Regions from separate parts of the Homo sapiens genome. Here region 1 is linked to region 2. A link is a loop called in an ENCODE intact Hi-C map of the cell type or tissue named here. Cell type or tissue: heart right ventricle. All regions are shown on one strand. Links, peaks and the distances in the headings refer to the core of each region. The heading gives the core; the rest is flanking DNA. Region 1 overlaps ABCB8 (ATP binding cassette subfamily B member 8). Region 2 overlaps AGAP3 (ArfGAP with GTPase domain, ankyrin repeat and PH domain 3).

The links. Peaks named below come from ENCODE experiments on the same cell type or tissue, not always from the same donor. Only the 100,000 strongest peaks of a DNase experiment are listed, where the experiment ranks them.
Region 1: a loop joins it to region 2, with 2.2 times the contacts of the local background. A loop is called at or near these places in 75 of 110 quality-filtered maps.

The regions. Positions count from the first base shown.
Region 1 is chr7:151,037,004-151,042,370 of GRCh38, forward strand. ABCB8 (ATP binding cassette subfamily B member 8) reads left to right here. Exons shown (of 16, transcript NM_007188.5): 10 at 3,265-3,298; 11 at 3,495-3,631; 12 at 3,825-3,919; 13 at 4,096-4,229; 14 at 4,958-5,105. Among named protein-coding and RNA genes, the nearest start is that of ASIC3, 8.8 kb to the right of the region's middle. RefSeq lists enhancers at 2,125-2,909, 2,910-3,693. In heart right ventricle, for the core only: no CTCF peak of the experiment used is centred there; a DNase peak (open chromatin) is centred at 2,456; H3K27ac peaks cover 1,804 bases.
Region 2 is chr7:151,102,352-151,107,718 of GRCh38, forward strand. All of the region lies in intron 1 of AGAP3 (ArfGAP with GTPase domain, ankyrin repeat and PH domain 3), which reads left to right. LOC124901778 (a long non-coding RNA gene) reads left to right here. Exons shown (of 2, transcript XR_007060595.1): 2 at 2,010-2,774. Among named protein-coding and RNA genes, the nearest start is that of AGAP3, 19 kb to the left of the region's middle. RefSeq lists an enhancer at 1,175-2,082. In heart right ventricle, for the core only: no CTCF peak of the experiment used is centred there; no DNase peak of the experiment used is centred there; H3K27ac peaks cover 742 bases.

The DNA.
Region 1 (5,367 bases), core at 186-5,185, 65 kb before region 2:
GTGGGTGCACTCACATTGCTGTGCGGCTGTTGTCACCGTCCGCCTCCAGAACTCTTACCTGGCAGAGCGGAAACTATCCCCATGACATGGGAATCCCCATTTGCCCTCCCCCAGCCCCTGGCACCCACCATTCCACTTTCTGTCCTTATGATTTGACAACTCTAGGGACGTCCTCTAAGTGGAGTCAGACTATGTCCTTTTGTGACTGCGTTTTGTCACTCCACATTGTGTCCTCAGCTTCCTCCGTGTTGCACCCTGTCCGAATTCCCTTCCGCTGCAGGCTGTGACATTCCATGCATGGAAGGACCATCCTTGACAGGCTGTGTGAGCTGCCCTTCCCCATGCCTGCCACTTCCAGGGATGACAAGCTGACCCCTGTCCCCACACACCCCACCCTTATAGCTTATTGCTTTGCGTTGGTCCAAAACCACCCGCTCAGCTGAGCCTCTGGGATGACCAGAGCTGATCACCAGACAGCTCAAGGCGGGCCTCCCCCCTCCTATCTCTTTCCAAGCTAAACACAAGCAGTTCTACATAAATATGTTATGGTAAATAATGAGATAGTAAATATGCTGTAACAGATCATCAAAGGGTGAAGACCCGTCTCCACGAACCGTGCATCACCTCTGCCACCCCATCCCTCCCCCCACGACCCCCCTGCTCTTCCACCGGGGCCCCCACCCCATTCTACTGAGGCATGTGTCCTCGCCCTGCTGCATGGTGCACCCCTGCGTGTGTGTCCGCCGGATCAGAACCCCTCACTGCAGGGTGTACTGTCCCAGGAAGCGGGAGGCGGACGGAGACAGGCTCCCATTTTCAGCCCCAAACCTGACATTCCACAGAGACGTTCCTCCCATTTCCGCAGCTGCATGGACACCCTCGCGTGCCCCGTTTCTGCTCGTGCTCCCTAATCTGAGCACCTTCAGACCCTTTCTGGTCCCGGGCTCAGGCCTCCTTGGCAGCCTCGCCCTCCTCCAGCCCAAGGAGCTGTTCTGTCGTGGCTTTGGAATTCAGATGCTCTCACTGTGATAGAGATGGGGTCTTGGGGGGCTGGGAGCTGTTCTGTCGTGGCTTTGGAGTTCAGATGCTCTCACTGTGATAGAGATGGGGTCTTGGGGGGCTGCCTCCACCACTGCCTGCCCTGCTCAGCGCTGACCCACTTCCCTTGACCAGAGTTTTGGCCTCTCTGAATGGGACGGTCGTTTTAGTCCTGAGGGCCCATAAGAAGCCCAGTGGCGGCTGGGTGCGGTGGCGCACACCTGTAATCCCAGCACTTTGGGAGGCCGAGGTGGGTGGATCGTGAAGTTAAGAGATCGAGACCATCCTGGCCAACATGGTGAAACCCCGTCTCTACTAAAAATACAAAAATTAGCTGGGCATGGTGGTAGTCCCAGCTACTCGGGAGGCTGAGGCAAGAGAATCGCTTGAACCTGGTAGGCAGAGGTTGCAGTGACCTGAGATTGCGCCACTGCACCCCAGCCTGGCAACAGCAAGACTCCGTCTCAAAAAAAAAAAAAGAAGCCCAGTGGCTCCCTTAATAAAATCACCCCTTAGCCCTCTGTGGTGGGCAGTGGTGGGACAGTCTCCCTGTGGGGAGGGTGGCTGCACTGTCCAGCCCCAACCCTCCCGCTTCGGGACCCCCACTTCCCCTTTAGGGCCTGAGACTCTGACTTTACCTCCCACCGTACTGCTTGGCCATCCAGCAGCTTTATGACACACACAAGAACCCCCAGGGGCTTGTCTGTGCTGTTTCGCTGGCTGCTCCCACAGCCACAGGCCCTAGACCCATCCTCTTGGAGGTCCTTCTAGCGCTGCCTATGTGGAGATTCTTCCCCACTCATCTTGGGGGTTTGGATTTGTTGCATAAAGCAGCTGATGTGTTTCCCACAGGGTCCTGCCAGCTAAGCCAAGGGCCCATGCATTGGCACTGGGGTCTAGCAGAGAGAGGGGAGCAGGATGGCCCGGCCTACCTCAGGCAGCCTAACCTATGAGCCCATCCTGAGTACTCCTGATGGAGATGGGGAGGTGCCCAGACAGACAGCAAGTGGGGCCCAGCCGCCTCATCAGAATCAGGGCCAGGCTCCACCTGGGAACAGGCCCGTAGCCTACAGCCCACGGCCCCTGAGAGCAGGGTCATCACACTCCAATGAGTCATGTGCATTTTGAATTTCAGTTGCTGCCCAGCCCCTTTGCCAGGCCCTAATGTCTTCCAGATCTCTGGTGGAGAATGTGCCCCTGCTCATCAACAGATAGCTGGCTGGGCTGGCTCCTTCCTGCCTGGTGCCTCCCCCGGCTGCCTTTAGCAAGTGCTGACTGCACTGAGTCCACTGGGACCTTTTCCTTTTGGGTTTCGAGGCTCCTCCCACTCACCCCCACCCTAGTGCTGGAAGAAGTGAGTCTGCAGCTGAAGGGTTGCTGGGGAGTCAGTCTTTCCTCTTACTTAGGAGGGGACCAGGCATACACACACTGTCACAGGTCAGCCAGGCCAGTCAGGGACCAGTGACTCACCTTCCTCCTCAGCCTCCTGGCAGCCGGCCAGCCCTACCCCGGCCCTGCCGGGACGAAGGAGGCCACCCACTGTCTAGACAGATAACACTGTGGGTATACTTATCTGCAGGGCAAGCTCATGAGAAAAATTTTTTTCAGGGAATTTTGTTTTGGGGTCTCCTGAGAGTTCCCCTGTGGCCCAGTGTCTTCTGTTTTCTTCTTTCTCCAAAAAGATTTAACATCACTTCTTCCACCTAAATGTCTGCCAAAGTCATTGCTTCCCCAAGAGTCTGCAGCATTAGATCTGCTCTCCCCTTCTAAGCCACGCACCCTTGATCTCTGTTCATGGTGGCGGCCTCCGCATCCTCAGGGCCGAGCAGGGAGTCCGTGGGTCAGCTGGGCTCCCTTCCTCGTGGGCTGATATCACCGCTGCATGTGTGCACAGGCCTCACCCTGCAGACCACAGGCCAGGGCACTGGAGGACACCCACAGAGGCCTGTGCCTTCACTTCCATTTCCTCGTGGAGCACCCCCTCCCAGGGGCTTGGGCTGAGCTGAGGGACAGCTGTCATCCTCATCTGGCCAAGGAGGGAGCCAGGGCTCAGCGATCTGGTGTTGCTACGTCCCAGGGCTCTACGCCCCCATGGTGCAGGAGCAGTCTCTGCATTTGGCCACAGGCCACCTGCTTCCTTGCTCCCCCGCCCCACCGTGGCTTCCTTCCCCTCCTCTGGCTCTTCTTGTTCCCATCTATTCCACCCCTCTCTCCTTTTTCTGACAGGTCCATGGCCAACCTCTCTGTCCTGTTTGGGCAGGTGAGTGGCCGGTAGGGTGGAGGGCCTGGGGTGTGGAGTTTGTGCCGTGTGTGCCGCTGTGGGAGCTGCCTATTGACTGGGTGTGGGCGGGCAGAGGAGCTGGGGAGACCCCAGCCCAGAGCCATGGCCACTCCCTGGAGATGCTGTTGTCACCCCTACTCCTGCCTCCCTGCGGACTTTGGATCCCCTCCCACAGGTGGTCCGGGGGCTGAGTGCAGGTGCCCGGGTCTTTGAGTACATGGCCCTGAACCCCTGCATCCCACTGTCTGGGGGCTGCTGCGTCCCCAAAGAGCAGCTGCGTGGCTCCGTTACATTTCAGAACGTCTGCTTCAGGTCAGCACGGGTGAGCAGGCGTGGGGATGGGTCCCTGGGCCGGGGATGAGGCGAGTGGATTCGGGGGTGGAGGTCTGGACTAATGTCCCCCATAAACAGGCCCTCTCAGAGGGCTACAGGGAGACTTCAGGAGGGACCCGGGCAACAAGGGCTGGGAGCCTGGTCTGACTGGGGGTCTCTCGGCTCCTCCCAGCTACCCCTGCCGCCCCGGCTTCGAGGTGCTGAAAGACTTCACCCTGACGCTGCCCCCTGGCAAGATCGTGGCCCTCGTGGGCCAGTCTGGCGGAGGTAAGGGGAGCCCACCACCTCTTCACCCTCTGACTCTTCTCTAGCAGCCACTCAGAGCAAGGCCGGGAGCAGTGAGCCCCCGGTGGGGTCCCTTCCTCCACTGCCACAAGGGGCCTTCTTTCCTGGGACAATCCCTAGAATCCCTGGCCTCCCTCCCTCTCAACCCAATTCCCCAGGAAAGACCACCGTGGCTTCCCTGCTGGAGCGCTTCTACGACCCCACGGCAGGCGTGGTGATGCTGGATGGGCGGGACCTGCGCACCCTTGACCCCTCCTGGCTCCGGGGCCAGGTTGTCGGCTTCATCAGCCAGGTGCGGGGCCACATGGGCAGCCCTTGGCTCCCACTGCCCGTCCTCCCCTGGGCCCTGCCCCCTTAGTCCTCAGGTGCCTTTTCTTTCTTTCCCACCCTCATCCTTGCTGCTCTCGGGAGACCCTGGCCGTCTTCACATGTCCTCAGCTGTTGTCTGGGTGAGGCATCCCTGTCGTGGGAGCAGCCACAGCTCTGCCTGGTCTCCCAGAGCAGGGACGCTTTGTCCGCATTTACAGCAGTCTACACAGATGGGGAATCCCTCAGATTCTCTGCAAATCCCATAGCATCCAGGTCTAGAGAAGCCTATAGTGGAGGTGCTGAGCTGCAGCCGTTCTCCCTCTGCTTGAGGTGGCACTGCCCAGCGAGGGTCCACCCTTCCCTTTGAGGGCCGTGAATGAAGAGGGCATGCCTGCTGTCCGCCAGGGAGAGTGCCTGTGCAGAAGAAAGGCAAATGCAAGCCCCCAACTCCCAGCGCCCTGCCCTGCCAGCTCCTCCCACTCCCACTCCTGGGGAGGGATTCTGGGCCCTTGGTAGGAAGTCGAACTGTCCTTCCCTTTTGGGGGCCACTCTGCATCCTCACTTCACCTCTGACTTTGAACGTCTGATTCTTCAAGAGATCCTAATCTAATCCACCAGATAGACTGTCCCATTGTGTATGGTGGCCCCTCCAGTTTCTGGGGCAAAGAGAATGTTTCTATGGACTCTGTCTCCATAACCCCTCACCCACAGGAGCCCGTCCTGTTTGGGACGACCATCATGGAAAACATCCGCTTTGGGAAGCTGGAAGCTTCCGATGAAGAGGTGTACACAGCCGCCCGGGAAGCGAATGCTCACGAGTTCATCACCAGCTTCCCCGAGGGCTACAACACGGTCGTCGGTGGGTGCTCGGGTCTGCCGGGAACCAGGTGGTGAGGCACTGGGACACAGGATTCCACAGGAGCAGTGAGCAGCCCAGTGGGACTGAGGGCAGCAGGGACAGCTGGGGAGAAAGACAGTTGTGTCAGGGAAGACGAGAACCACAGCCAAAGGGGACAGAGTCGTTGTGTGGGGACAGGGGAGTCCAGGCCAGTGTGGTTCAGAACCAGCAGACCAGGCAGGCTGCAGAGACAGGACGGGCTCTAGGAGGAGCTGGAGAATGC
Region 2 (5,367 bases), core at 104-5,103:
CCCCACACTCCAGCACTTTGTGTTTGTGCTGCAAATGTCACAAGATTGACAGCTTCTGCTGTGGGTGACAGGAGTTACAGGTTCTAAGCCAGGGACAGCAGGACCAGATCTGCTATCTCAGAAAGAATGGTAGTGTGGTTGCTCACGCAAGTAATCCCAGCACTTTGAGAAGCCAAGGCAGGAGGATCACTTGAGCCTAAAAGAGTTCAAGACCAGCCTAGGCAACATAGTGATACCTCGTCTCTACAAAAAAAAAAAAAAAAATTTCTTTTTTTTTGAGACAGGGTCTCGCTCTGTGGCTCAGGCTGGAGCGCAGTGTCATGGTGTGATCTCAGCTCACTGCAACCTCTGCATCCCAGGCTCAGGTGATCCTCCCACCTCAGCCTCCCAAGTAGCCAGGACTGCAGACATACACCATCACACCCAGCTAATTTTTCTATTTTTAGTAGAGACGAGGTTTCTCCATGTTGCCCAGGCTGGTCTCGAACTCCTGGGCTCAAGCAATCTCCCTCGGCCTCCCAAAGTGCTGGGATTACAGGCATGAGCCACCTCACCCAGCCGCTACAAAAAATTTTTAAAAATTAGCCAGGTGTGGTGTTACACACCTGTAGTCTCAGCCACATGGGAGGCTGCTGCAGTTAGATAAGCTATGATTGTGCTACTGCACTCCAGCTTGGACTATATTTAGGAAGACCTTGCCTCTGAAAAAACACACACAAGAAAGAATGCCTTTCTCTTAGTTCTCATACTGTGCCAGGCACTGCCTGTGTGCTTACGTGCCCTTCTCGTATTCCTGCAATTTTTGGAGCATCCCTACAGGGTAGTATTAACCCCATTTTGCAGATGAGGAAACTGAGGTACACAGATGTAAAGGAAATGGCCCAAGGCTGCTCATTCAAATCGTGGAGACAGGACCTGTACCCAGGAAGTCTGGCTTTGGAGCCTGTGCTGCCACCTTTATGCACAGGGAGAAAGATAAGACCTTTAAAAACAGAGCAGAAATTTAGAAGAATGTTGTCTAATCTTGGGATGAGAGATCCTCTTAAGCGGACAGAAAACCCAGAATTTATAGAGGAACAAACTGACAGATTCCCCCCACCCCCAGCTTTTTATTTTGAAAAATGACAGCATTTAAAAATGTGATCATTATTAACATTTTACCGCATTTGCTGGCTCTCTGTCACTGCCTCATGCTCACATATGTTTTTTCAGCAGTTGTAGACACACTGACACATCTTCCCAAGCTCTTCAGCAGGCATCTCCTGAGGACAGGCACATCATTCTACACAACCATTACACCAGAATAGCACCTAGGAAGGTCAGAAGAGCTCCCTGATATTTAGTAGCTGACCCATAACCACACTTCCCCAGCGATGCCTGAAAGGTCTTACAGAGCTTTTTTTGTTTTCCTAGATAAGGATGAAACAGGATCCAATGTGATACCTTTTCCCCCATGACATGGACTTATTGTAGGGCCAGGACCCATTTTCCTGTAGAAGGCCCGAGTCCTGGAACCGTGACGTGGGCTGGCTGGCGCTGGGTGTTTTCTGTCTTGTTCCTTTCTCCCTTGTGGGGTCTTTGAACTGAACTGTGATCTGGAAGCTCAGCGGGAACACCCGGTTCCTCCACGGGACCACAGCCTTAGTGCCGTGGCGGGGGCGTGAGGACTGGGTCTCTCCAATGTGAAGGTTCATTTCCTCCCTCTGTAATTAGTAAGTAGTCTGTAGGGGTGATCATTCCACACGCTCGAAATAAACTGCCCCGCACAACTGTTCACCTGATGGTTTTAGCGTCCATCAATGATCTTTGCCTGAGTTGGTGATATCGGGATTGTCAAGGTGGCCGTAAACCCGACAATCTTTCTGTAAGTATTAGCCAGTGTTCTGTTAAGAGCAGCATCTTCCCACTCTTATCTTTAGTGTCGCCCTTGTGTCATGGATTTTGTTGTTCAAATGTTATAACCAGTGACAAAACTAGCAGACATGTAATTACATTTCTGGGTCATAAAGCAGGAGGACCTCTTGCAGTGCACATGTGCCGGATACATGCTTTGCGTGCCCGCTATACGAAGAGCTCCTGCAGATTAAGAAAACGATTTGAAAAACCCAAGAGAAAAACAGGCCAAAAGAAAAGAAAGACAGGCAAAGAGTAGGATCAAGACAAATGAAAGAAGAGGAAATGCTTTGTGTTGCTGATGAACATGAAAAGGCGCAACCTCACTAGTAATCAGGGGCGTGCCCATCAGAAGCGCCAGGGACTGGTTCCCCGGTTGGAAGAGCAGACTGCTGGCGCACAGGGTGCACCGACATCCCCACCCACGGCTGGTGGAGAGCAGGAGAAGGGATTGCTACGACCAACCTGGAAAAGTAACGGCGTTATCCATTCACATGAAGCATTCACATGCCTCGGGAAGAACACACCATAGGCACACAGGTATTGATTACCGCCTTGCTTGTGGTAGCTAAAAAAGAAGGAAGTGACGTGACTGTCCCTCAGCAGGGGAAGGGTTGAAGAACGGACAGAACATGCATACTGTGAGATGCTATGAAGCCAGGCCACCGGAGCAAGCTAGAGCCAACCCAGTGGCCTGGGGAGGGCCCCAGGTGCCCCTGGCGGGGCGGTTTGGTGTGAACTGCAGCGTGAGCAGGAGCTGGGAAGACAGTCACTCAGGACGCATCTGTGTTAAGGAGAGGGAAGAGGGCATGCGGCCAAAACAGTGGTTTTCTGAGCATGTTGTGAATGTTTTCTTACCCTGAAATAAAATTTAAAAAAGATTGGCAGAGTGCACATTTATACTAGCCACAGCCTGTGTTCTTCCTCTGTATCCCCTCAGAGTCTGACTCAGAGGATTTTCCTCTCCTCATTCCAAGGGGGAACAGTCTTCTGTTTCTTTTTACAAAGTAATATATCGTCTGTAAACATTTCAGAAAACAGGGTGATGTACACTTACTGCAGAAAAACATAAAAGAAGCAAAAGAAGTCACCAGTAATTCTAACCAGAGGCAGGCAGCCACGGTCACCATTTTGTCATTATTTTGATATTTTCTTGCATTTTTTATACAGGTCCATATAATTTTGTTACATACAAATTTGTATCTGACTTTTTAAACAATCAAGTATTATGCCAGTCATGGTGGCTCACACCTGTAATCCCAGCACTTTGGGAGGCTGAGGTGGAAGGATCACTTGAGGCCAGGAGTTTGAGACCACTGTGGGCAACATAGGGAAACCCCGTCTCTACAAAAAAAAAAAAAAGAAAAAAAATTAGCCGGGCATAGCTGACACACACCTGTGCTCCCAGCTACTTGTGGGGCTGAGGTGGGAAGATCTCTTGAGCCCGGGAGGGGAGAGGCTCCAGTAAGCTCTAATCTCGCCACTGCACTCCGGCCTGGGGAACAGAGCCTGTCTCCAACCCCTCCATTCCGCCCCCCCCCCCGACACCACACACACACACACACACACACACACACACACACACACAGTCAAGCATTGCCACCCACCCATGCTAGGTAAGAGTCTTTTTTTTTTTTTTAAACCAGCTCATGTTTAATTGTGACATTTTAAAATTGTACAAGTATTTTGACGTCTGCCCCCCACATTTAGTCTCTTAAAATGACAGGAAAACACCAACCAATCTGAGGTTTAATGGGTTTAATAAGTTTACCTCTCAGTTCCTACTTGTAGCACCCAATATTCCTTTGAAAATATGAAACAGACCTGTCAGTGGCCAGCAGTGAATTTCTGCCCCGCCAACAGAGTTGAAAAGTTCAGGTACTCTGAGCATTGTGTTGCAGTGGCACTTGTCCAGAATTGGTACCTCCCCATAGTTGGGGGCTTTAAATGTACCAGTGAAAATAGCTTTTTCCTCTTCAAGCGGAAGAAAGAAAATCACTCCTCAAAACACAGCAGATCTGGGTGTGAGGTCTTTCCTTTTGTCTCTTCAGGCTGGTGAAAGAGTCTTTGCAAAAATTTATATTAAATTAAATTATTTATTTTTTTGAGACAGGGTCTCACTCTGTTGCCTAGGCTGGAGGATAGTGGCACAACCTCGGCTCACTGCAACCTCCACCTCCCAGGTTCAAGTGATCCTCTCACCTTAGGACTACAGGCATGCAACACCAGCCTCAGGTGCTTTTTTTTGTTTTTAAGATGGAGTTGCACTGTCACCCAGGCTGGAGTGCAGTGGTGCAGTCTTGACCCACTGCAGCCTTCTCCTCCCGGGTTCAAGCAATTCTCCTGCCTCAGCCTCCGGAGTATCTGGGATTACAGGCACGTACCACCACACCCAGCTAAATTTTGTATTCTTAGTAGCACAAAGTTTTGCCGCGTTGGCCAGGCTGATCTCGAACTCCTGACCTCAGGTGATTCGCCCGCCTCAGGCTCAGGATTTGAAAGCCTCCCAAAGTGCTGAGGTTATAGGAGTGAGCCACCACGCCTGGCCTCTCAGGTGCTTTTAAACTTCTGTCCACTAGACTCTCAGCCTGTCTGAATCTTTTAAAAAATCGCTGCACTGTTACCTGCAGTGGCCTAGAGCATCCCTCACAGTGCAGCACCTTCGCACGTCTGCACCTGCACTTTCAGCAGCTGTTTTCCACACTTCCTCCACATCAGTCCTGCAAAATTAGTGCAATGATTTGAACACTTTATTGCATCTTCTGTTTATAAAAATATTTTGCGGCCGGGCGTGGTGGCTCACGCCTGTAATCCCAGCACTTTGGGGGGCCAAGGGAGGTAGATCACCTGAGGTCAGGAGCTCGAGACCAGCCTGGCCAACATGGTGAAACCCCGTCTCTACTAAAAATACAAAATTTAGCCGGATGTGGTGGCACGCACCTGTAATCCCAGCTACTCGGGAGGCTGAGGCAGGAGAATCACTTGAACCCGGGAGGCGGAGGTTGTAGTGAGCTGAGATCGTGCCATTGCACTCCAGCCTGGGCGACAAGAGCAAGACTCCGGCTCAAAAAAAAAAAAAAAAAGTTTTTGCTTTTGGGGCCAGGCACGATGGCTCATGCCTGTAATCCCAGTACTTTGGGAGGCCAAGGCAGGCAGATTGCTTGAGCTCAGGAGTTGGGAGGCCAGCCTGGGCAACATGGTGAAAGCGGTCTCTACAAAAAAAATACTAAACCTAGCTGGGCGAGGTGGCACACCTGTAGTCCCAGCTACTTAGGAGGCTGAGGCGGGAGGATCGATTGAGCCCAGGAGGTCAAGGCTGCAGTGAGCTGTGATGGCGCCATTGCACTCCAGCCTGGGTGACAAAATGAGACCGTCTCAAAAAAATTTTTTTTTTTTTACTTTTGTAAAAAATACAAAGGCAAGTGGAAGGGATGGTGCTGCTGACAGGGAATGAATCTCATACTTGGAATGCAT